5 separate regions of the Mus musculus genome follow, and all the other regions are linked to region 2. Evidence: chromatin loops called from intact Hi-C (ENCODE). Cell type or tissue: left cerebral cortex. All regions are shown on one strand.

What was found. Hi-C counts contacts between places; a loop is a spot of excess contacts. Peaks named below come from ENCODE experiments on the same cell type or tissue, not always from the same donor. Only the 100,000 strongest peaks of a DNase experiment are listed, where the experiment ranks them.
Region 1: a loop joins it to region 2, with 10 times the contacts of the local background. A loop is called at or near these places in 7 of 42 quality-filtered maps.
Region 3: a loop joins it to region 2, with 2.4 times the contacts of the local background. A loop is called at or near these places in 7 of 42 quality-filtered maps.
Region 4: it touches region 2 in a loop (2.4-fold over the local background); 2 of 42 quality-filtered maps call a loop at or near these places.
Region 5: a loop joins it to region 2, with 2.6 times the contacts of the local background. A loop is called at or near these places in 2 of 42 quality-filtered maps.

What each region holds. Positions count from the first base shown.
Region 1 is chr2:34,868,402-34,873,401 of GRCm38, forward strand. Psmd5 (proteasome (prosome, macropain) 26S subunit, non-ATPase, 5) reads right to left here and starts at 2,561. Exons shown (of 10, transcript NM_080554.2): 1 at 2,349-2,561. The coding sequence starts at 2,521. In left cerebral cortex, no CTCF peak of the experiment used is centred here; DNase peaks (open chromatin) are centred at 1,492, 2,638 and 2,872; H3K4me3 peaks cover 2,334 bases; H3K27ac peaks cover 1,661 bases.
Region 2 is chr2:35,106,567-35,111,566 of GRCm38, forward strand. Cntrl (centriolin) reads left to right here and starts at 2,930. Exons shown (of 44, transcript NM_001379274.1): 1 at 2,930-3,063; 2 at 4,989-5,000. In left cerebral cortex, CTCF peaks have their summits at 1,684 (motif pointing left) and 2,364 (motif pointing left); DNase peaks (open chromatin) are centred at 1,681, 2,409 and 2,982; H3K4me3 peaks cover 1,495 bases; H3K27ac peaks cover 1,225 bases.
Region 3 is chr2:34,790,844-34,795,843 of GRCm38, forward strand. It overlaps Rabepk (Rab9 effector protein with kelch motifs), which reads right to left. Exons shown (of 8, transcript NM_145522.4): 3 at 4,329-4,486. Among named protein-coding and RNA genes, the nearest start is that of Rabepk, 6.6 kb to the right of the region's middle. In left cerebral cortex, a CTCF peak has its summit at 1,988 (motif pointing right); no DNase peak of the experiment used is centred here.
Region 4 is chr2:34,911,410-34,916,409 of GRCm38, forward strand. Phf19 (PHD finger protein 19) reads right to left here and starts at 2,567. Exons shown (of 15, transcript NM_028716.4): 1 at 2,532-2,567; 2 at 208-393. The coding sequence starts at 387. It overlaps Gm24905 (a small nuclear RNA gene), which reads left to right and starts at 4,841; the gene lies at 4,841-4,946. In left cerebral cortex, a CTCF peak has its summit at 1,920; a DNase peak (open chromatin) is centred at 2,883; H3K4me3 peaks cover 1,523 bases.
Region 5 is chr2:34,837,663-34,842,662 of GRCm38, forward strand. It overlaps Gm34653 (predicted gene, 34653), which reads left to right. Exons shown (of 3, transcript NM_001377044.1): 3 at 535-2,067. The coding sequence ends at 1,635. Among named protein-coding and RNA genes, the nearest start is that of Gm34653, 7.2 kb to the left of the region's middle. In left cerebral cortex, a CTCF peak has its summit at 2,684 (motif pointing right); a DNase peak (open chromatin) is centred at 4,248.

The sequences.
Region 1 (5,000 bases), 240 kb before region 2:
CCTGTGGGTCACAGCCTCTTTGTGGGGTGGACCACCAGAACACAGATATTTATACTACAATTCACACCAGTAGCAAAATTACAGTTATGAAGAAATAATTTTATGGTTGGTGGTCACCACAACACAAAGAACTGTATCTAAGAGTTGTAGCATTAGGACAGTTGACAGCCACTGGCCAGGAGTCTGATGGGTGGTGATGGGGGTTGGGGGGGAGAAGGGGGAAAATAAACAACAAAAAGACCCCCAGATGTCCTGCCTCAACAAATTGGAAGATGAGAATAGATTCCCTGAAGTTGTCCCCACACATGCACTCCAGCGAGCACACACATGCTTGCTCTCTCTCTCTTAAAATAATTTTTAAAAGCAGTGATGGTTTAAAGTGTATTGTGTATAAACTGTCTCAGGTCCTATGTGAGCCTTAGCTGCCAAGCAAGCTAAAGGTGGTAAGTCAGTCATCCTTGTTGGACTTCTATGGTGAGTATCAGTGATCTTAGGTGTTAAATTTCCCTCACGCAAGGTGTCAAGATTACAGATTTACAGCAACAAACCCAGAACCTGAATCAGCAGAATTTCTTATGTGGTCTAGACAACAAATTAGTAACAGTAGTGTAGTGTGGAGACTGCAATACTATCAGAGGAGAATCACTCCAACATATTGCAACTGCCATATATAGTACATATCCAGCTCTAAGTGCCCATTCAAACTGCCTCCTAGAAGCCGGGCGTGGTGGCACATGCCTTTAATCCCAGCACTTGGGAGGCAGAGGCAGGCGGATTTCTGAGTTTGAGGCCAGCCTGGTCTACAAAGTGAGTTCCAGGACAGCCAGGGCTATACAGAGAAACCCTGTCTCAAAAAAAACAAAAAACAACCAAAAAGCTTCCTAGAATACCACCCCAGCACGCAGCAAACTGTCTTCTCCATTTACTATATTCCCAAACTTCCCAACTTTGGTTCCTGTTGCCAACCTGCACTATGATTTTTCAGAGTCTTTTCATTTTCAATATGAAAAGCCGGCTAGGGAGAAGCCCTGGGAGAGAGCCTGAGCTACATACTGAGTTTAAGACAAGCTCTATACAGCAAGATCCTATTTCAAAACAAACTAACAAAACTGGACCCAGTACCTTCTTTAAAGGCTGTAGGCCTCATCTTGTATTTACCATGTATTTCCTGAACTGTACTTCAGGGCAGATGCAGAGAGGAACAAATGTGTTTCCTAACCACAAAGACACACACAGAATTATAACAAGGGAAAGGTATCCAGAATTATAAACAGAAAAATGATAATGTCATTATGGTGTCTGACGAAGAGCCACTTGCAGCTGGAGAAAGACTTTTTTGGGGAGGTGGCACATGGGCTGGGTCCACAGTCAGTAGAACTGGTGTGAGAGGAGTTCAGAAAGTGCCAAGTCATGCTCTAGGAACGTTAGTGATGGTAACACGGTAGTGGAACAGATGCGCTCAGTGGAGTAAATGAAGGAGAGTAGCCTGGAAAAGCAGACTGGAAAGCTACCAGGAAGGGCCCAAATACCAAACTATACAATCATGATTTCCACAGACAAGCTAAGCCAACTGACCTGAGACATTAGTTCTGGTTGCAGGGTGAGGGCTAGTCAGAAAAGGAAAATAACCACTAAAATACTGACTGTTAAAACCAACTTAGCAGACGTAGCAGGAGTAAGAGATGTAGCAGAAGGGAGGTAAGAAAGCGCACTGAAAGCATTCAGTGCTGACTGACTGGAGCTCACTATCTTTTCAAATTAAAATTCAAATACAAAAAGCACATTAAATGATCAAGTTAACAAATACAAGACATTTCTAATTTAATGCTATAGATGCATATTCATCAAAAGTTGCTATCCTAACATTTTAATTCCAGTTGCACATTAATAACTTCTACATATAATCCTGGGTTATGCAGTTTACTCTCGCTTGTAAGGGGTATATAGTGGATTAATTTACACATAAGCTTTACAATTTTCCTTTTTTTTTTTTTTTACATTCAACACTTTCATACATACACAGATCGGCCGCGCAACGTTACGCAGCAATAATTTATGTCCTTAATGATTTATTAATATGGTTGTTTCTAGTTTAAAGTTTTGCTGTCTCACAAATCTGTTATTCCGTACATTTTAATTCCACTGGACAAGCATTCACTGGATACTGAAATTAAAAGGCGTGCCGTGGACCCCGCCACAATATCAGCAGAAGATTCCTTCCGGAGAGGAGAACCGTCAAGACCCGGGCAACACACAGTTGTGGACATCTTGCAATTGGACAACCTGGACTTTTCTCCGAAAGACCCCTGCAGCCATCCCTACCCGCCCAAGCCCGGTGCTTCTCTCACCGATTGTTCTGGTTAAGCAAGGAGAACAGCGGGCGGAGGCGTAGCTCCGCCGCCTGCTCGCGAAGCTCGTGCAGCGGCACAGCCTGCACCACTGACTGCAGCGCACGAAGCTCCTCCAGCGGCGCCTCCAGCCGCGCCACCTCCCGCAGGAGCGACACAGCCTGCGCCGCCATCTCCCTGGCTCCCGTCTGCCCGCCCACCTACTAGGTTCCCAGAGCGCCTCTCTGAATCTCGCGAGATCTTACGGAGCGAAGCCTCCCAGCAGATCTGTCAAGTCTCGCGAGATCCTTTCTCAACGCGGTCCCCGCCCCTTTCTTTGGGGCCCGGAGTCTTGCGCGTGCCGGGAGACTAAGAGACTGAGACCGCCCAGGGGATCAAGAGGCTTTGTGCACGCTCTCCGCAGAGGCCTCCGTGACGGAACCGGGATGACTGAACCCGAGTCCGAGGCCAGGTGGCCATCAAGATGAGGCACATGGTCCCCGAAAACTTGGACGTGGGGCGCCGGTTTGACGTCTGTCAGCCAATGGAAGGCCTGATTAAGAGAAGTTTGGGGCCGATGTGCAGGAAGTTTTCGGCATCTTCCAGAGTCTGCGCGTGACGTAATCACCGAAGGACAGACATAGCATTTAGTGCGGAGAGAAGGAGCAGGCCATGGAGGGGCTGGCCTCAGACTCCGAGACCAAATGCACACAGAAGTGTCTGATGGAAATCAGTGGTCAAGGACAAGCTATATATATTTCGTGAAAGAGAGAGAGGAGAGAGAGAGGGAGAGAAGCTTAAAAATCGCTGCCATCTGCGAAACACGGGGTTGTTGGAGAAGAACCATTAAAAGCTAGTTGACAACCAACTATTTCAAGCCGTTGGAATGTCTGGTCAGAGTTGTAGACCTCATTTGGTCCCCTGTGCCAAGGAGATGAGTCTGTTTTGGAACGCATGGCTTCCTGTTCTTTTACGGAAAGAGACAAAAATCCAGGAAGCTTAGAGGAGACTAAGGATGGGATGCCCATCTGTATGTGTGTTCGCGCGTGCATGTCAGGGACTCAGGTGACAACAATAAAACTCTGCGACTTTACAAAGACCCTAATCCCACTCTTTTGGAAAAGGTTAAACTACCCGTTTCCCCATTTTATGTCATACACACGGAGAACTGTCACTAACCGTTGTCTTCTCTTTTCGTTACTTCACGATTATCGTACCCTTGAAGCCTAGAAGCTAATTGGCAGAGAAAACTCTTGAATTAAAGGTGTGGGTGATTATGAACAGAAGTCCCAGGCATTCAGACTCCTCCCCAGCCCTCCAAACTCCCAGGGGCTTGTTTTCTGTAGCCCTTGGATCATAATATTTTCCAGACATTCAGGAATTATATCAAGAAGACATTTGACCACTTTGCTCCCTGCGTTGAAAAAGAAAACTCACTTAAGTAACACAGCAGCCTTATACTACTTTTAGTAGTTGTAAAAGAAGTTTAAAAAAAAAAAAAGATGACACATAGCCAGTCATTCTTAAAGCTTGCGAGAAACTTAGGAGTATGTTGTGAGTGGCCACACACGTTTCCCTAGAGCTGATGAGATTTAAAAAGAATGGAGAATTGATTTGGTTAAAAATAATATTGGGAAAAGTGAGCCAAGAGTCTATATCCATAGACAAGAAGACCAATCCCTGCAACCACAGACTGAAGATGACTCTAAGCAAAGCGAATGTTGCCTATGCTAGGCCTCAGCCCTCACTGGTTGCAATTGCCCTGGATCCTGGCTTGAGATGGCTCAGCAGATAAAGGCACTTGCTGGCAAGCTGAAGACCTGAGTTCCATTCTTTATGGTATAAGGAGAGAGCTGACTCGTACACGTTGTCTTCTGAATGCCACACCGTGGCACATAGTCTTAAGTGCTGGCACATAGAGACATACACATGCCACAATATGTGTGGAGGTCAGAGGGCAACTTGCTCTCTTTCCATCATTTGGGTTCTGGGATTGAACTTAATTCTTCAGGTGTGGTGGCAAGCACTTTTACCTAATGAGCCATCTCTCTGGCTCAAACTCATCTCTATTGGCTCAATAGGTTGTCTATTTTGTTGAACTAAAACACACACACACACACCAGAATAATCTAGATACAAAATAGTGCCATAACCAGTTTATGCTGTGTCTCTTTCCCTATGTCTGGAGTTGTAATCATTGTCAAGTTAGGATATGTCACATTAAAGAGCTAAATTAAAAATTTGGAAATCTTTGAGCCAATGCAGTATAGCTTAGCAGGCAAGTACACTTGCTGCCAAGTTCAGTTCCTTGGACAAAAACTACATGGCTAACAAGAGAGAACAGACTTATGCAAAGTGTCTTTGACCCCTATATGTGCAACATGGCACATTGCCAGAACCTCACAGATACACTAAATAAATAAATGGACAACTCTCTTTTTAAAAAAAATCCAAAGAAGCCGGGAGGTGGTGGCGCACGCCTTTAATCCCAGCATTGGGAGGCAGAGGCAGGCGGATTTCTGAGTTTGAGGCCAGCCTGGTCTACAGAGTGAGTTCCAGGACAGCCAGGGTTACACAGAGAAACCCTGTCTCGAAAAACAAACAAACAAACAAACAAAAATCCAAAGAACTAAGAATATATAGAATCCAAAGAGTATATATATTTAGATGTTT
Region 2 (5,000 bases):
GATATTTTCGTCTAGAATCAGGTCATTTTCTCATGTCTACACTCGCAAGCCTCTAAGAGAGGATTTATATTTATCATGGAAAATATTTTTTGTTTGTAAACTGTACCTTACTCTGTGAGACTTGAGGGTAAAAAGCAGAAATGAGCAAGTCAGGCAAAATCCCAGCATGGATGGGGAATCAAGCCTCCAGCCTAGCTGAGGAGGTATTGGCAATGGATGGGTGTTAGAAGACTCAGCTTTCGCAGGGATGAGGCCCCTGAGAGTCTACCCATGCTCCAGTAGACAACCCTAATGCCCACACGCATACAGACAGCACTAAATAAACTCAGTGGCTTTACAGAAAAACAAAACAAAACAAGACATTAATCTGGGAAGGAAAAGTGTGTGCCGGTGAACTGGGCAGGAAATGAGGGGGTTGTGTTTGATCAAAAACTACTCCATAGCTGGGTGGTGGTGGTGCACAACTTTAATCCCAGCACCCAGGAGGCAGAGACAGGTGGATCTCTGTGAATCCGAGGCCAGCCTGGTATACACAGCTAGTTCCAGAACAGCTAAGGCTACACAAAGAAATCTTGACTCAAAACAAAACAAAACAAAACAAAACAAAAACAAAAACAAAAAACCAAAAAAAAAACAACAACAAAAATACCCAATGGGATAGACAGACAGGCAGATAAAAAATACCCTACATGAATGTATGAGATTTCCAAATAACAGAACAAGCTTTATTTCAAAATATAGCCATAATTTAGTCAATTTTTAAAGTCACACTAGGAAGTCACAGTAATGGCAATGGTGGAAGCTGGCCGACTCTGCCTGACAAGTTCCTCTGGTTCTCTTTTAAAGGTGATGCTCAGAGTATTTAGTGTGGATTTCGTAAGAGAATCCAAGAAGAGCAATCTCAATAGCTTTGCCAGGGTTTGGACAAAAGATCTTGAAAAACCTAAGTCACTGTGCCCTGGCTCATCTTCCAGCCCTGGAGACAAGTCACAGCCAGAAGCCAGATGGCCTTCCCATCTCCCCAGCTAATATCTATATTGTAATCTAAATGTAATCCAGAAAAATTACAGCTCATACCAGGGAATAAATTAGCATGGAATGTGAGCTGCCCTCACTCTTTTGTATATTTACTCTTGTTGGGGGTGCCTCTTCCAGTGTGCTAAGATGGACTATTAATAATCATGGCAAGTATCTGAGGCTGGAGGTACAACCAAGATTTCCACCATGCTAGACCCAGAGAAGGTTAGTTACTATATCTCTATAAAGGAGGAAAATAGGGCAACATGAAAGCAGAGAAAAATGAGTGTTCCGAGAGAGACCCCTGGATTTTGTGTGTACTTTTTGATGACTACTGACTGGACTGATGAATTGACTCTGGCACAGTGTAATCTGACGATGGAACTCATCTGAATGCCATTACAGATTAGGGAAAACAATCATGAGTTTGTGCAATTAATCCAAGTCTCTGGCTGAAAGACAAGTACCAAAGACCAGAATCTCACCAATGTACACTGAACTAATACCTAACATCTGAACTTTGTCTGAAAATAGGTCCAAAGTCCTTTCAAGGTTAAATAGATCTTTGCATAGAGTTTGCTTTCCAACAGCCAAAAATTGTGCTGCAAAGTTGCGGAGAAAGAGAGGACCATGCCCACCAGATCCAATAGTGCCTCCTGCTGGAAATGATCAGAACTTCCCATTAGGTCAAACGACCTCAGCTTCTACAAACAGGCTTCATGCTGCTTAAAAGGTTCCCCTTCATATTTAGCGTCACCACACCAGACGTTTGCATAATTCATACTGAACTGCATTTGTGCATTACTTATGTTTTCTTCAAACCGCCCTGAATTACTTAATGTCCAGCTCATTGCCAACTTTCCCAATCCTTCCTGGGGTTTGTACAAGCTGTTCTCTTTGCCAAGCAAACACCTGCCCTTGGTTAAACTCTTCTTTCAGAGTTAAGATGAAAGTTGACTTCTAAGAAGTCTTGCTTAATGATAAAAATTAGACTTATCAGCTACTGTTCTAAGTTCTTTCAAATCATTAAGGTTAACTGCTGGAAATGGGGACGATTATATGTTACATGAGAGTAGAAATTGAGGCAGAAAGGAAATTTGTAAAAGTGTTAGAAAAATGAGCCAGGAAGTTTGTGGTAAAGAAAGGAAACGTTAATGCCTGACTGGAGAACAAGGTAGTTAAGAAAGATGATGGAGAGGGTGCAGAGATGGCTCAGTGCTTAAGAGCATATAACTGCTCTTCCAGAGGCCCCAGGTTCGATTCCTCTACCCAAATGGCAGCTCACAAAGGTCTGTACCTGCAGTTATGTGGGATCTGATGCCCTCTTCTGGCCTCCGCAAGCACATGGTGCAGACAATTAGGAAATACAGTAGAAGGCTGCTCTTTGGGGCATGATCTGCTCAAGTCTCTGTAAATGCTTGCTTTAGTTCTTTTGTACTAACATAAGGGGCACTCTTGGACTGTGAATCCTAGGATCATATAGCTCAAGTGAATGGTCACTGGAGCCCAAGCAGTCTTGAGGTGCAGCCACGTCCGGCTCGATCAGTTTCCAAGTATGACAATTTGCCTCCAAAATAGTCGCGTAAAGGATAGTGTGCATCGAGACACGGGAGAGCTCAAGGCCTGCCTTCCATCATCCCAAGATCGAATGCTGTGAACATCTCCATACTGGTTCCTCCGGTTGTTGCCTTAGGGAGAGGAACGTAAGCCTTCCCCCATTGCTTCAGTGGAAAAAATCTCTCCTCACAGACTCGGCGCCCAGAGGGCTGACCACAGCCCGCCAGGTTCATACCCGGAAGCTTCGCACCCCCAAATTGAGCGCGCGCAGAGGCGGCAAGGGTGGCGGGAAGCGCCTCCGCCCCGTCCCGTCCACTAGTCCGTGTCGGGGGCGTGGCGATAACAAGCCCCGCCCACACCAAGCTGGCCCTCTCGGCAACCGGCACAACACAACAAAATGGCTGCTGTGCTGTCGGTCTCCTGAGGGGAAGTATCCCGGCGTCTCCGCCTCGCCCCTCCCGCTAGGCCGTTCCTTCCCGTGCTGAGGCGGTGAGTGTACTTCGGCGTCCGGACCGAGCCTGGGTGGCGGGCGGCAAAGGCCGGAAAGCCCTGGTCCAGCGTGAGGTGTGCCGGCTCCGGACGCATTCGGGGCGGGGGAGTGTGCTTGGAAAGGGGATTGGACGGGAAGGAGGAGGGCCGGGGCCGGCGTGGGCAGGGGAGGGAGGGCAGGGGAGGAGAGGCGTGCACAGCCTAGGTCGGGGCGCTGCTGAGTCGCAAAGTTGGGGTGCGGCGCTTAGAAGGATGAGGTTCCCGCAGAGAGGGAAGAGTGCCGGGGTGTGTCACCGTCTGCGGGATAACTGCGATGGAGATGGGCTGGCGGTCCTGAGGGCTCTGCTGTTTAACCTCAGTTCTGTGACTCTGAGCTTGTTCCTTTTTTCCTTTTTGAAGCATGTGTGGATGATGGGGGTGGGGGGACGGACACGGGACACATATCGTGATGCGCATATGGAGGGCAAAGGACAACTTTGTGGAGTCGGGTTTTCTCCACTTTTCCGTGGGCTACAGATACAGAACTTAGAACGTCAAATTAGCACAGAAAATGCCCTTACCCACCGAGCCATCTCACTGGGGCTCTGGGCATGTCCCTTAACCACTTCCTAGATGTCTTAGTTAAGGTTTCCATTGCTGTGGTAAGACATTGTGACAGAAAGCAACTCCGGGAGGAAAGGGTTTATTTGGCTCCCATGTCTCTGGTTGCAGTGCATTCTATATCACTAGACAATTCAATTATTTTGTATCCTACATCATAGTCTTCTCTTAAAAAATCTGAAATTATAAACCATCTAGAATTATTCTTATCAAATCCTCATTAAATTATTATGAGGTCCTATGTTACTTCCCCTGATTAGTAAATTATTACTTCTAAGTAATGATTCCTATAGAATTAGGGAAGTATTCAGTGGGTTCCAGAAACCTGGATCACTGAAAGATTAAGTGATGGTTCCACACCCCTGCTTCCCTCCCTGAGTTGCCATAGCTCCTGTGAAGTCTGCATGTAGAAACACACACTATCTCATAGGCTGACCCTCTCAGTGAATCAGGGTTCTGAGAATGGACAGCACTTATGGACAGAAATAGAATCTGCAAGGACAGCTTCGTTGGTTGCAGATGAGCATTTGTCTTATTTGAAGATGGTCTGATACCACACTCAGCTAGTTTTTTCAAAAGTATATTGTTAAACTGGGCTTTCAGTTTCGTTTTGTACATGAAGGTAGTATTTGGCTATAGGGAAACTCAAGGCCAAAGGAAAGCAGCCTCAGGCCAAATTCAACTTATATAAAGATTTGTATGCAACATTCTATTACAATATCCTTTTCTGATACCAACTTGTCATTGGATTGAAAACTACTTAATATACTATCTCACTAAATATTTTTTTTCCTAAAAATTAGCTGTACGTTTGAGAACTGAGGGTCTACATTAGGTTGCCCAAGGTGATGTTTAAAGGGAACAAAAAGGAATTGTGGAGGAGCGCTGACATTTAGAGGAAGTAGAGGAACATGAGCCAGCAAAGGAGGCCATGGAGTAGAACAGGGTTATGTCAGTAGAGCATGGTGTCCCAGACCAGCTTCTGGGAGGATAGAGTGCTTACAAGTGTTGGTTGTCAAATATTCCTGTATGTGACCTTGTATGGAAAGGACCTGTGAAAAGTTTGAGCTGATAAACTGAGAAAAGAAGTAACTAGGGACACTCTGAGCTGAGCATGTGTCAATGACAGGCCTTCCAGGTCTCCTTCTGTGGAGGCTGATCAGAGGTTAAGGAAGCACTGGTCCATAAGCTTGGAGAAGTGTGGGCAGAGTCTATTCCATAGCCTTCCCGTTGACAGCATATGATCTGATAGCTCTAGAGAGAATGTAACACTCTCAGTAGCTGTGGAGACTTAGCCTTGTTAAAGACCTCGGAAACTCTTACAGGTTTTGATGGCC
Region 3 (5,000 bases), 320 kb before region 2:
CTGTCTCTTCTTCCCCGTTCAGAGTCCAGTGACATATGTCTGACACTAACTTTCTACTTGTAACTAATGGGACTTGGCTGACACGGGCCACTTGGATCTAGTTTCCACTCTCATCAGTGTGGGCTACGACTTTTTGTTTTTAGATTCTGCAGAACACTCCTGGATTCTATGAAATCTCCCTCCCTCCCTTCCTCCCCCCACCCCCTCCTTAACAAATCTCTGGGCAAATAGAGTAACAATGCCAAAACTAGCTCATCCTTTTAGTTAGCAAGTCACGAATGTAGGACCTTACAGGCATCACACTGTTAGCTAATCAAAACTGTAAATGAAGCTGGTTAGTACCTCTATTTAATAGGCTACTGGGGTTCAGATGGCCTTGCTAAGGTCACTATGGCACTTGATAGCTGCTGGCATGGTGGCACAAGTCCAGGATCCCAAAACATGGAAAGTGGAGGCAGAAGGACTGTGAGTATGAAGCCAGTCTGGGCTACATAGAGAACTGGAGGCTAGGATGGACTGACAGACAGACGTGACATAACTGAGCTGGAAGGGAAGCTCCTTGGTATCTAAAAGAGTCAAGGCATCTTTTTTTGCCTCATGCTGGGAGTAGAGTTTCAAGTATCTGGACAGTATAAACAAGAGTCTGTGGTAACTGTGGCTGGGAGCCTCAGCGAGAGGTGACACCCCAGGTCTAAATGATTGTGATGTACCTATGCAAGAGTATTGATGCTCTGAAAATTATCATGAGAAGCCCAACTACGGCAATTAAAAATGTTCTAATTACATTCTATTTATTCTGTGTGTGCGTGTTTCTGTGTGTTTGTGTGTATTTGTGTGTACATTTGTGTCACAGCTCCTGTGTGGAGGTTAGAGAACAACTTTGAGAGTTAGTTTCTTCCTTTCCACCAAGTGGGTCTTAGGAAACAAACTGAGATTAGCGTTGGGAGCAGAAACCTTTACCCACTGAACCATCTCTCCAGCCTCATTTCTGTTGTTTCAAACTTGAATTATTTACAGACCAAGTGTGCATATAAAAATGGACATAACCAGGGCAGGAGAGGGGCTCTGTTAAGGGCACTTTCGAACCTTGCAGAAATTCCCAGCATGTATGGAACTCCAGATCTAGGGGATGGAATGCTTCTGCCCCTCCACAACCCCGGGCACTCACATGCACATACTCCACAGACATTAAACAATAATGGGCTGGAGTGACAGCTCAGCACTACAATACCCAGGCTCAGGTCCTGGCACCATGGTGGCACACAGCTCTCTATAACTCCAGTTCCAAAGGATTCAACTCCCTCCCCAGTGCACATGCAGACATGGAGATCAACACTAATACACATAAAAGATATTTCTTATACTAATTCTTTAGACCAATCATCTCTAATTTAATAAATAAATAAAAAGAGTAAAACAAATCTTGCCAGGTGGTGATGCACACCTTTAACACCAGCAGTCTAGAAGTAGAGGCAGGGGCTGGTGAGATGGCTCAGTGGGTAAGAGCACCCGATTGCTCTTCCGAAGGTCCAGAGTTCAAATCCCAGCAACCACATGGTGGCTCACAACCATCCCTAATTAAATCTGATGCCCTCTTCTGGAGTGTCTGAAGACAGCTACAGTGTACTTACATATAATCAATAAATAAATTTAAAAAAAAAAAAAGTAGAGGCAGGTGGATCTCTGAGTCCAAGGCCAGCCTGGTTCTCAGAGCAAGTTCCAGGACAGCTGAGGCTATAGAGAGAAACTTTGGCTCAAAAAACAAAAATAAAGACAAAAACAAACAAAAAACCCTAAAACCAAATCTTTTAAAAATTGCCAGCTTTGTCCTCTAATCTCCATGTGTACTATGCACATGTACAAAATAATAGATGTAATGAAGAAATTAATAATACCTGGACAGGGGATGTTGGCATGCATCTTTTTTTTTTTTTTTTTAAGATTTATTTATATGTAAGTACACTGTAGCTGTTCTCAGACACTCCAGAAGAGGGAGTCAGATCTCATTACGGATGATTGTGAGCCACCATGTGATTGCTGGGATTTGAACTCCTGACCTTCGGAAGAGCAATTGGGTGCTCTTACCCACTGAGCCATCTCACCAGCCCTGCATGCATCTTTAATCCCAGCTCCTAATACTGGGAGGCAGAGGCAAGTGCATCTCTATGAGTTTAAGTCCACTCTGATCTACATATCAAGTTCCAGGACATCCAGGGCTATAGAGAAACACCCTGTCTCAAAAACTTATATATATACATATATATATATATACATATATATACATATATATAATTTATTAACATATAAACATTCCTATATATTTATAAGTATATTTACATACATATAGTATAACAGAAATGTTATATGGCCACACTTTCACGTGGTCACCAATTTTCAACTTCTGCCTTTTGTACAGCAGCATATAGCACATCATCATAATAGTTTATTCATAGCTTTGCTCCTTTGTTCATTCATTCATTCATTCATTCATTCATTCATTCATCTAAACATAAAGTGCCTGCCCTGGATATATGCTCTAGCAGTGGCTGGGGATACAATTATGAGTAAAACAGTCTCACTCTTTCTCCAAGGCTCTTAAGCTCTTGTGGGACATACAGGAAATAATCAGATGCACTAAGATCTTGGAAGGAGGAAATGGGAGAGTATATGACTCTATGGATATGGAGGAATATGGTATCCAAACCAGTCTAGAGCTGGAGTGCTAGCTTCCAGACAGAAGGGGCACTGAGTCAGGGACCACAGAGAGATGACAAGGAAGGAGAGGACCTCCTCATGCAAAGGGAACAGCATGAGCGATGGCTTGGGGGACATGGATGCAGTTCAGCTGGTGGAGCACTGGCCTCACACACACAAAGGCAGGGTCTGGTCAGCACCATCATATAGACCAGGTGAAGGGGCTCAGATACATACTTGAAAGGTAAAGGCAAGAGAATCAGAAGTTCAAGGTCATGCTGTCAGCCTCACAGTGAGTTCAAGTCCAGCCCCAGCCCCATGAGACTGCTTCAAAACAAAAAAAACCACCCTTGTCCAAACCAAAGAGCAACACTTTCTGCATGGGTATGGGACATGCACTGTGCAGTGAGCTGACATGGAGGCAAGCAGACCAGAGGGAGAATGATTCCAGGGCTAGTGAAAAGACAGCAGTGGTGGGACCTGTGGTGGGAACGGAAAGGGACAAACACAGTGGGAGACAGTCAAAGCCAGGACATTCATTAGAATGAGGGCAGGAGAAATGATGCCTCCTAACTGTTAATACATAACCAATTTCGGGATTGCCAGGGCTCAATACAGACTGTGGTGGTTTGAATACGCTTGGCCCATGGGAAGTGGTACTACTAGGCAGTGTGGACTCGGAGGAAGTGTGTCGCTGTATAGGTGGGCTTTGAGGGTGTCTAGTGCTCAAGCTCCACTCAATGTGGAAGGAGTCCCCTCCTGGCTGCCTTTGGATCAAGATGTGGAACTCTCAGCTCCTCCAGCATCATGTCTACTTGGATGCTGCCATGCTTCCTGTCATGATGATAACAGACTAAACCTCTGAAATGGTAAGCCAGCCCCAATGAAATGGTTGCCTTTATAAGAGTTTCCATGGTAATTGTGTCTTTTCACAGCAATGGGAACCCTAAGACACAGACTCTTCTCCAAACAAGGATGCTAAAGGTCAGCTGAGATCGGAGGGACAAATATATTCTTCTCTTTAAGAGGAAAACTCTGTTGTCTGGTCTGAGTCGGTATTATTATTTGTGGTAGTTTAAATATGCTTGGCCCAGGGAGTGGCATTATTAGGAGGTGTGGCCTTGGTAGAGGAGGTGTGGCCTTGGTGGAGGAGGTGTGGCCTTGGTGGAGGAGGTGTGTCACTGTGGGGCTAGGCTTTGAGACCCTCCTCCTAGCTGCCTGAGGACAAGTCTGCTCCTGACTTCCCTTGGATGAAGATGTAGAATTCTCAGCTCCTCTAGTGCCATGCCTGCCTGGATGCTGCTGTGCTTCCTGCCTTGATAATGGACTGAAACACTGAAGCTGTAAGCCAGCCCCAATTAAATGTCATCCTTTAGAAGAGTTGCCTTGGTCACAGCTATAAAACCCAAACTAAGACATTTTATTGCTGTTGTTGTTCTTATTGTTATTATGGTTCAGAGTCATTACTATTGTTGTTGTTGTTCAGGGTCTATGTTTTCCTGGCCTGGAACTTGTTATATAGACCAGGCTAGCTTCAAACTCCCAGGGGCTATCATGCAAGAATTCACAAGAACTGTACCACGATACCCAGTAGGGCTGGTGTTCTTAGGAATGCTCTACAGCACTGATCTTACCCAAGTCCATGGTGTGTACATCTGAGAAACTTTGGTTTGGATTTGCTCCCCCGACAATGAAGATCTTCCCGCTCTCGGCATCACCAACTGGGGGGAAATATGAGCAGCTGTGGCCAACTCGAGGGCAGGGCCTGTCTCCAGGGCAAGTCAAAGTGTACCTGCCAAAGGGAAGGCATGCTCAGGAGGCCGTGCGAGAATGTTCTTCCATTCCTCACAAAGGATGAAAGGCCTGGCACACATACTCACGCTTTAGGATATAATTACTATCATATGTGAGCAAGTGCCTGTGTTCAAGTGTGGGCTTCAGTGCTTTCTAGATGGGAGGCATTAGGGTAGTCACCTCACCTATTCGAACCTCAGTTTTCTCTACTCTAAAGCCAGGGTTACTATAGTTCTCACCTTCAAAGGGGGGTGTGATGACTCAGACAGAGCCTGGGAGGGTGCGGGGATAGATAGGGCACTATCGAATTCACAGGGACACCCTGGCCAACAGCCAACGATGTCTCCCTCCAGAATACACGGATTAAGCCTCATAATTGTAAAAAATCCACTAAAAGACTTCCCAGGCTTGGATCCTCCATCAAATCTAGGAACTTACGTCTAGGATTCAGACTACAGTACAGGGCCAGAACATTCACCGCTACATTTATTTTGATGGTTAGTGGGGGGGGG
Region 4 (5,000 bases), 200 kb before region 2:
GCTTTTAAGGACAGAAGAGCAGGCCAGAGAGTCTTCTGTACCCTGTCCAGTCTGATGCTTGCTTAAGTTCTCTGAAGAACCTGCTGGGCCACATTGCCCCTGAGGACAGCTCTGTTCCCTTCCACTTCCAGTTTCCAGGCATGAGGGATAAAAAGGGATGAGCAGAAAGACACATGAACCTGGGCCCAAGGACCAGAGCAGACTCACCCGCTTGATCTTGCCAAGGTAATATAGCCCGTCTGTCCACCTGCATAGCACGAACTGTCCCTCTGTCACCTTAGACATCAAGTCTTTGAAGTTCTTTTTGGTCTTAGACAGGCCCCCCTTGTTAGGACTGGTGGCACCAAAGGCTTCCAGAGTCCCTGGTTCCAGAGCTTGAGTCTCCATTAGCTTCTGCTGACATCGGAGAAGAAAGAACAATGTTTATCTTGCCACCTGCTCCTGAAATTCTGTAAGGCTCTCAAATGCATTTATTGACAGGACAACTCTGGGAGGGAGACATTATTATCTCATTCTAGGGATAGGGAAACAGGAGACGCAAGGAGAAGTGGCCGATGACCCAGAGGCAGGGCCATGGCTCACAAGGAGTCAAGGTGGCTCTATACCATACCTAGCTGCTTCTAAGAGAGTGAATCTTCCCACTGTGCCTGGCGCAAAGGACCCATGGATCTGAACCCCACTACGAGTCCAGGAGGCTGAGGCTTTGTCCCATATGTGGGCCAGTTCTGAGGATGCAAGCACTTAAGATGTTATGTTTCCCCTAAAATGTGTTCAGAGAAAGGCCCACCTAGTACTGAAAACTTTTGAGGTGGCATGGGAACCGTGTGACATAGCTACATGCCCTCCTTTTGTAATTCCCCTTTCTATTCTCAATTAACTGATGACTTCATGGGAACCAGTCTGGGGCATTTAAACCTGTCTGAAGCACATCTGCCCACAGCAGCTAAGCCATTCCCATTGCACCTAACACATCTGGCTCTCCCCCATCTCATTGAAGTGCTGCCTTTCGCTTCCCTGCCACAGTGGCTCCTGGTGCAGTGGCCTGAGAATCTCCAAATCTCCACCCTAGAATGGTTGGAGCATCCTGCCCAATTCCCCAGCGTATTCTGCTTCCAACTCTGTCTCAGTTTTCTTCATCAATTATTTCATTCATCTTTTCCAAGCCTATTTTCCTGAGCCTGTCGCTTGCTACTACTGGCTGGCACCTGGTACGGGGAGTCTCAGGACACCCAGCTTCCCTCCAGGAATCTTCCAGAAGGTTTGTGGCTTCCCAAACCTTCAGGAGTGGCCAGCATTATTGCTTTCTCCCCTCCGGGGGGCTCACCTGGCATCACATTCCTCCACATACATACACTCTAAGGTCAAACACAGCTTGCCGTGTGTGGGGATGGTGGGGGCGCTCCTGCTCAGGGTCTCTCCCTCTGCCTAGGTGTTGGGCACCTGGTGCCCTGCCAGCCCACAAGAAGACAGCTCTGGGTGTGTTTCCATGTGAGTGCCTCTTCAGAGAAGGTTAGTCTGGCAATGTGCTAGTCCTATACGTAAAACTAAATACACGTGGACATATGAGGGGCCTGGGGCGGCAGGGCATAGTCAGGGTCTTGGGTCTCCCGATGATGGGAGTAAAGCTCCTCTTGCCTTCTCTCCCTCCTGTCTTTTATTCCAGGGCAGAGGCACAAGCACCAGGTGTGGGCTGTAGTCAGAACTTTTGCCCTCTTCCCTGGCACTTGGCTCTTTGGGAGCTGGGAGGTCCCTGCTTGCTTGGGCCTGGAGTACCGCAGGGCCGGCCGGCCTCAGCAGGTTCACAAACTGACATTTCCTCCCCCACTGAGCTTTTGGGGGCAAGCCGGGTCGCTGCGCCCCCGAGGCCGTGCTGGGCCCCCGGGTGGTGGCCCCCCCATCCCGCCTCCATCCTCCTGGAGAGGGCCCCCGAGGGCTGTGATTGGCTGATTCAAACCCATCGGCACAGAAATGCTTGTTTGCGGGTTCCCGTCGGAGTCCAGTTCAAATCCGCGGCACTGGGCGCGCGGGGCCGGGCGGGGGCAGGAAGCGCGCATGATTCATGCGCCGAGGCCTCTCCAGGGCGGCCGTTGGCTTTTTAAAAGGGTGTTCAGGGGGGAGGATAGCTTGCAGAAAGTGTCCCCTTCAGCTTCAGGCACTCCTTTCCTCAGTTGCTCTAATTGCAAACTTTCTCCCGCTCCCAGCCGATCGTGCCTTACTTTGGACGTGAGCAAAATCCCAAATGTCCTGCCTATCCTCCTCTCCATAGCTTTAAATGGAAAAGAAAAGGCACACGGCCACAAACGGAGACCTGTCACCCACACCCTGGCCAGCGTTGGGATTGTGGCTGGGACTCCCGCTGCCCTGAGGGTACCGCTCGGGCTCCATCTCTATCCCCATCCCACAAGCGCGCAGCCTCCAGCCCCCGCCCGGGGATCCTAGGGCTCAATCTAGGTTTCTAGGAGAGGGGTCGTGTGCAGGGATTAAAGCGTGAAACGCGGACACTCCCGGGGCGCCCGCAGCGCGGGACTTACCGCGAGGCAGCGCGTCAGCCGGTCCCACTTGGAGTCTGGCCACCAGGCACATCGGCGGCGGCGGTGCGCTCGGCCCAGGGCTGCCTGGCCGAGTGTCCGCCCCTGGGGCCGGGGTAGGGGTCTCGGCGGGGGCGGGGCGGGGCGGGGGCGCCGCGGGGAGGAGGGGACGCGGGGAGGGAGGGGCCGGTGAGCTCAGGAAGGGGCCCCCCGGGCGCGGGGCGCCATCTTTTTCGCGTTTTCCCGCGAATTATTGACGTCCCCGCTTATGTAATTAGCAGGGGCCGCACCGGCTTTGCCATTGGAGCCCGCGGCTGGCGGGGCCCCGCAGCGTCTCCCGGGGCCGCCCCCGCGCAGCGAGTCCAGCGGGCACACGCGGAAACACAGCTGTACAGAACCACGGCTGGGCGAGCGTACGCACACCACACGCACACAGCTACTACACCCAGACCCTTCACGACCCGGGTTGGTCTCCCAGCACCTTGATCTTACAGAACCAACATTCCACACTACTCCTTGGAGACCAGGAAAAGCCTAAGAGAATCAGACACAGGACACACACCACATATATATGTGTGCCATAAGTCACAACACTCAAATGACACTGCCCTCAGCATAGACTCCCGCGAAACCACGTGCAAGGCATACACAAGTCAGCAACATAGAGCCCCGACACAGTGACCACAAGACCCACTCGAGTATGCCAGTCACGCACTGTAGAGTTAACAGTGTAAAAGAGATAGTCACACAGACCATGTGCACAAACACGGCAAATATGAAAAGGGCAAGCTTAAGACAGATCTTGTGGATAGGGCTCCAATCAGATAAGATCTCCCTCCAGGAGAAAAAAACCAGAGTGTCCTGAACCAGACGCACTCTTGGCGCCAGAGCTTGAGATAGTGTCGGTCAACACCCCCTACCTGCATCCCTGCTTTCAATCTGGACTGCCCACTGCACCTGCTCGAATGGCTCCCTGCAGACACACCCTGCTGGGATGAGTGCATTCCTGGTGTGCTCTTTCCTCCTAGAGCCTTCCCTGTTCATTTTTCAGGGTTCACATTGGCCCTCTGCTCCCTGGGGTGTGGGCAGTCTGGCCTGCAGCTCCTGTCTGCCCCCTCAGTTTGAGATACAGGAGTCCTCTTCCACATGCCCACATTCCCCTTTACTTCTGGGTCTTACTGCTCCTCCTGAGGATTTGACCCACAGCAGAATCTGGCTGAGCCTGGAAAGGAAGTTGGTAGCAGCCCCACCAGACAGGCTCTTCCAGCCCAGGAAGGCATAGCTGCACACCACTTTCTGCAGAGATAACCCTTCTCTGTACAGGAAGCTCTGTCATGAGCCTCTAGGCTGGCCAGAGGCACCTTTAGGATTCCAGGGACAGAGACAACAGAGCAAGCCTGGCTTTGTAACTCACAGGCTGGCGCCACCTATTCCTGGATGTGAGATTGAGTGTGTCACTTTAGTTGTCCAGCTGTTGGGAAGGTTAGAGGCACTGTATGCAAAGTCCCTGTCACCCCATGGGTGGGCAGAAGGTAAATACCGTGCTTTGTCTAGTCTGTATTCATCCACTGTTCTCTTGTGTAGGGCTACAACTGGCTTTGGGCACAAAGGCAAGTAAGAGAAATGGGGCCTGCAATCTGGTGAGGCAGCCAGTACAGGGGTAACACTTTTATATAAAAAAGGTCTTTAGCATGGAATTAGGGAATTGTTGCTATGAGGCCAGTTCTGCCTCTGAGCAGGGGGATTGTGGGTAAGCTAGCCCCCAAGGTTTATTTATATACCCCGTCCTATCTGTTCCAAAGCGGGGGCAACACTACTCTGCCTCACGGGGCCGTGGCCTAGAGAGAGGTTAACATAGGCTCAAGAAGGAGCAGGTGCTTTGGTAAACTCCAAAGCAGTGTGTGAAGTGAGAAGGTGTTGACATACTAAAGACAGGAGACTTGTAATGTCACCAAAAAGGTTGTGTGTCATTCACAGTGGTTTACAGGCTAAGGTCCATGGAGAAACTAGCATTTGGACAGGATACAGTAACAGAGAGGCCCGTATTTCAGGAGGAGGGAATTTCAGGAGGGACTGATCAAAAAAAAAAAAAAATAATAATAATCCAGGTTAAAAAAATAAGAAGTGCTAGCTAGGTGTGGTGGCATAGGCCTTTAATCCCAGCACTTGGGAGGCAGAGGCAGGTGGATCTGAGTTCGAGGCCAGCCTGGTCTACAGAGTAAGTTCCAGGATAGCCAGGACTACACAGAGAAACCATGTCCGTCCTGAAAAACCAACACATAGAGTAATAAAAAAAAAAAAAAAAACGATCAGTGCTCCCTTAGGCAACGTAGATACTAAAATTTGAATGATACAGAGAAACTTAGTCTGGCCCCTGTGCAAGGGTGGCATGCAGATTAATAAGCATCCCATGTTTCCCTCATGTCTTAGGGAAATTGCTAATTTGATTAGTGATGGAAACTGCTATGAACA
Region 5 (5,000 bases), 270 kb before region 2:
AGCTGGGCACCAGAATGCTCTTTGCAGATAATAGGAATCTGCTCACATTGACTGACGTGTCAGATGGGTTAGATTAGATGGAAAGTTATACTAAAATGTAAATGTCCATCAGGAGACACCCAAAGCAACCACATCATGGAAAACAGTTCTTGACCTTTGTAATCAGAGAGGAAACTGACCCAGGTGTTCCCATTCAAGAACTATATTTGTGTTTCCAGTGCCTGCGCTTTCTTTGTATCACATAGCATCTAGTTGGTGTATAAATATAAAATCTCTCATCCAAACAAGGAGGTGAACAACCGCCGATGTTGGGCTTGGGGGTTCACTTTCTGGCAAACACTCAATTCTGTAACACTGGAGAAGAGGGAAACATAATCTCGTGACCCGGGAGACAGCCATCCAGTAGAGGAGAGAAGTAATAACAGAATAGAATGTACTGCTAAGGACCGTAAGAAGCCCACACAGGAGTCAGCAGATGGAATAAACAGGGATGGGAATGGAGCTTAAAGGGACATAACTCCTTTTCTCACTTAGGTGACGCTCTGCCGACTTCGGACTCACCAGTGGTGTTTCATTCTCTTTAACGTCATACTGTTTCACGCATTGCTTTTTGGAGCTGACTTTGTAGAAGAATATTTCTTACATTCTTTGCCTCATGTAGATATGAAAATTCTCGACATTAAGGACAAGGCAAGAAAATTGAACCTGGAACCTTTAAGAGGTAATCCCTCCAAGTATTATATCCTAAACCAGCCGGAGGTCTGTAATGGGAAAACCATCTTTCTGCTCTCTCTTATCTTCAGTAGCCCAGGGAATGGAACAAGACGGGACCTCATCAGGAAAGCCTGGGGTAGTGTGACCACTGTCCAAGGCTACCCAATTCTCACGCTGTTTGCTCTGGGAATGCCAGCATTGGTAACTACTCAAGAAGAGATAGATGCGGAGTCTCAGAAGAATAATGATATCATTGAAGGGATCTTCTTGGACAGTTCTGAAAACCAAACACTGAAGATCATCTCAATGACCCAGTGGGCTGTGGCCTTCTGCCCCAGTGCCCTGTTCATACTCAAAGCTGACGAGATGTTTATCAATCTACCAGGCTTGGTAGACTATCTTCTCAATCTGAAAGGTCACCTGGAAGGTATCTATTTAGGAAGAGTTATTCATCAGGATATACCTAACAGAGACCCCCATAGTCAAGAATTTGTCTCTCTTAGTGAGTACCCCGAAAAATACTACCCAGACTACTGCAGTGGTGAGGCCTTTATACTGTCCCAAGATGTGGCTCGGATGGTGTACGTGGTTTTGAATGAAGCACCTGTTATGGTGCCCGCCGATGTATTTGTAGGGATCTGTGCTAAGTCCGTGGGCCTTATACCTATCCACAGTTCAAGGTTTTCTGGGGAAAGACACATCACATATAACAGATGCTGCTACAAGTTCATTTTTACATCTGCAGAAGTTACAGATGCTGAAACTTCCCTGGCATGGAAAGAAGTGAGTGATGGGAAGGAGTGTTCCCTGTTTGAGACTTATTACGGGCTCATTTCCTGCAAGCTTCTGACATACCTTGACAGCTTCAAGCATTTTCACACGGGGAGCGCAAAAGACAATGCTGTGTATTTTGGGAATTAGTATTCACTCGCTGTTAGATGTCTTCTTCTTCTTTTTTTTTTTTTGTTTTTTTCGAGACAGGGTTTCTCTGTGTAGCCCTGGCTGTCCTGGAATTCACTTTGTAGACCAGGCTGGCCTCGAACTCAGAAATCCACCTGCCTCTGCCTCCCGAGTGCGGGGATTAAAGGAGTGCGCCACCACTGTCCGGCTTTAGATGTCTTCTTCTTAAAGTGCTGTTTTCCTATTACAGAAGGCAACTCTCTGGGCCCATGTTAGGTAACTTCTCTGAATCTATTCGTACCTAGCAAACCCACAAGATGTTCTTAGTGTTCTGATGTACTCAGTCTTGACATCTTGATTTTGATGTTTAAGTCATTTAAAATAGGACGGTGTGATACTTTTCAAAATAAAATCTTTCAGAAAAGACAAAACATTAAATTTCATTATAACATATATTATGATGTACAGAGTGTATTTTCTAATTTTGAAAAAATACTTATTGTGTGTGCGCACATGCACAGGTGTGTAATATGTGTGTCACAGGACATGTATGAAGGCCAAAAGTCACTTCTTCCCTTCCAACATGTGCGTTCTAGGACGGAACTCAAATCATCAGACTTGACAGCAATCACCCTTGCCCAGCGAGCCATCTCACTGACCCATACAAGTGACATACAATTAGAACATATTCGGAACGCCTGAATCCATTTATTTAGCATATATGCTTCCTTACATACTTTTTGTTGTTGTTTTAATTTTTTTTTTCGAGACAGGGTTTCTCTGTATAGCCCTGGCTGTCCTGGAAAATGACCCTAAAACTCTTTTTTGTTTGTTTTGTTTTGTTTTGTTTTGAGACAGGGTTTCTCTGTGTAGCCCTGACTGTCCTGGAACTCACTTTGTAAACCAGGCTAGCCTCGAACTCAGAAATCCGCCTGCCTCTGCCTCCCGAGTGCTGGGATTAAAGGTGTGTGCCCCCAGGCCCGGCTTTGTTTTAATTTTTTAAAAAAGATTTATTTCTTTATTATATATAGTGTTCTGCCTGCATGTGTGCATGCCTGCAGGCCAGAAGAGGGCACCAGATCTCGTTATAGGTAGCCATGAGCTACCATGTGGTTGCTGGGAATTGAACTCAGGACCTCTGGAAGAGCCAGTGGTACTTTTAACCACTGAGCCATCTCTCCAGCCCCTTGTTTTAATTTTTAAAAAAAGATTTATTTATTTTATGTATGTGAGTACACTGTCACTGACTTCAGACACACCAGAAGAAGGCATCATATCTCATTACAGATGGGTGTGAGGCACCATGTGGTTGCTGGGAATTGAACTCAGGACCTCTGGAAGAGCAGTCAGTGCTCTTAACCTCTGAGCCATCTCTCCAACCCCTCTTTACATACTTTTTTAAAAAAGATTTATTTATTTATTCTATGTAAGTACAGTGTAGCTGTCTTCAGACACACCAGAAGAAGGCATCAGATCTCATTACAGATGGTTGTGAGCTACCATGTGGTTGCTGGGATTTGAACTCAGGACCTTCGGAAGAGCAGTCAGTGCTCTTAACCACTGAGCCATCTCTCTAGACCCTTTACATACTTTTTGCAAAAAAAAAAAAAGTGTGTTCTCTCAGCACGCACACACATACACATACACACACACATACATACATACATACACATAGACACACACACACAGTAACTAGTATAACTGTGAAGTATCCTGGATTTTCTGAACTTACTCGTGTCAAACTGAACTTGTAAGGCCAGGGGAGCTATGAAGCTGGGGAAGCAGGCCTGAAGCAAGAGTTGGGTTAAATCATGTCCAAATCCGGGATATATTGTCCTGAGATGGGCATGAGTAGGACTCATGCCTGTTCCATGCCCCGACTTTGCCTCGGCAGAGGAGGTCAGGTAGCCTGGTAGCCAGGTTAAACTTCCTTTCCCCTTACAAGGTCATATCCAGTGGCAGCTAGAATTCCTCGTCTTGCAGATAAGGCAACCTAGGTCTGGACCAATTATGTACACTCACTCTATAGCCCCTACTCACAAAAGTTTCAATAGCCTTGCTTCCCACAATGAAACTACGTGAAGCCTACCTCCCGGGAAGTCGGCTTCTCCTCAAGCTCCCTGGCTAACAGGGCCCTTGACTGATGACTCCCTGCCCACCTCCCAGAATTTAGAAGCCATATGTTTCCCGAGCTTGGCATTTTTCCACTGCATATGTGAGTGAAGCTGTAGTTGTCATTTGTGCTTGGCCTATGGCACTCACTACGATGTCCTCTTGTTCCTCTGTGCTGCTGCAAAGGATGATTTTTTTTCCTTTTGTTTCTTTCTTTCTTTTTTTTCTCCCTTTTCTTTTTCTCCAAGGCAGGGTTTCTCTATGTAGCCCTGGCTGTCCTGGAACTCACTCTGTAGATCAGGCTGGCCTCGAACTCAGAGATCCACCTGCCTCTGCCTCCCAAGTGCAGGGGTTAAAAGCATATGCCACCACCGCCTGTTGATAGTGCTTTCTTAAGGGTGAGTACCACCCACATTTTTTCTTTTTAAATCATGCATGCATGCGCGCGCGCGCGTGTGTGTGTGTGTGTGTGTGTGTGTGTGTGTGTGTGTAGCATACCAGAGAACAATCCAGCAGCACTCTCCCTCTACCATGTGGCCATGGAGACCAGACTTCGGTTTTGAATTAATTTCAGCAGCAGATGCCTTTGCCAGCTGAGTGACTCACTAGCTCTGATTTTTATCTGCTCATTCACTGATGCTCATTTTGTTTTGGTAGCTACAGACTCAGTCATTTTGACCACTATGTTTCTGAAAGTCCCTTCAAAGGGGAAGAGGCTGGGTGGTCTTGAACTTATTTTGGATATTACACTAGCCCTCTCTCTGTAGATCAGGCTGGCCTCAAACTCAGAGATCCCAGTATCTCTTCCTCTTGAGTGCTGGAATTGTGTGTGCACATGTGCATGCATGTGTCCCTTCTGAGGGTGCCCAGAGAGAGCAGAAGAGAGTGGGTTTTTTGTTTGTTTGTTTGGTTGGTTGGTTGGTTTTTCAAGACAGGGTTTCTCTGTATAGCCCTGGCTGTCCTGGAACTCACTTTGTAGACCAGGCTGGCCTCGAACTCAGAAATCCACCTGCCTCTGCCTCTGCCTCCCAAGTGCTGGGATTAAAGGCGTGTGCCACCACTGCCTGGCAGAAGAGAGTGTTAAACACCCTGGAGCCAAAGCTCCAGATGGCTTTGAGCCTCCTGTAGTGGTTGCTGGGAGCCAGGCGCAGGTCCTCTGGAAGAGCAGTCAGTGCTCTTAACTGCCGAGACATCTCTCCAGCCCCTACCCTACTGCTTTTTTGAGCTAGGGTTTCTCACTGAACCTGGGGCTCATCCTTTTGGCTATGTTGACT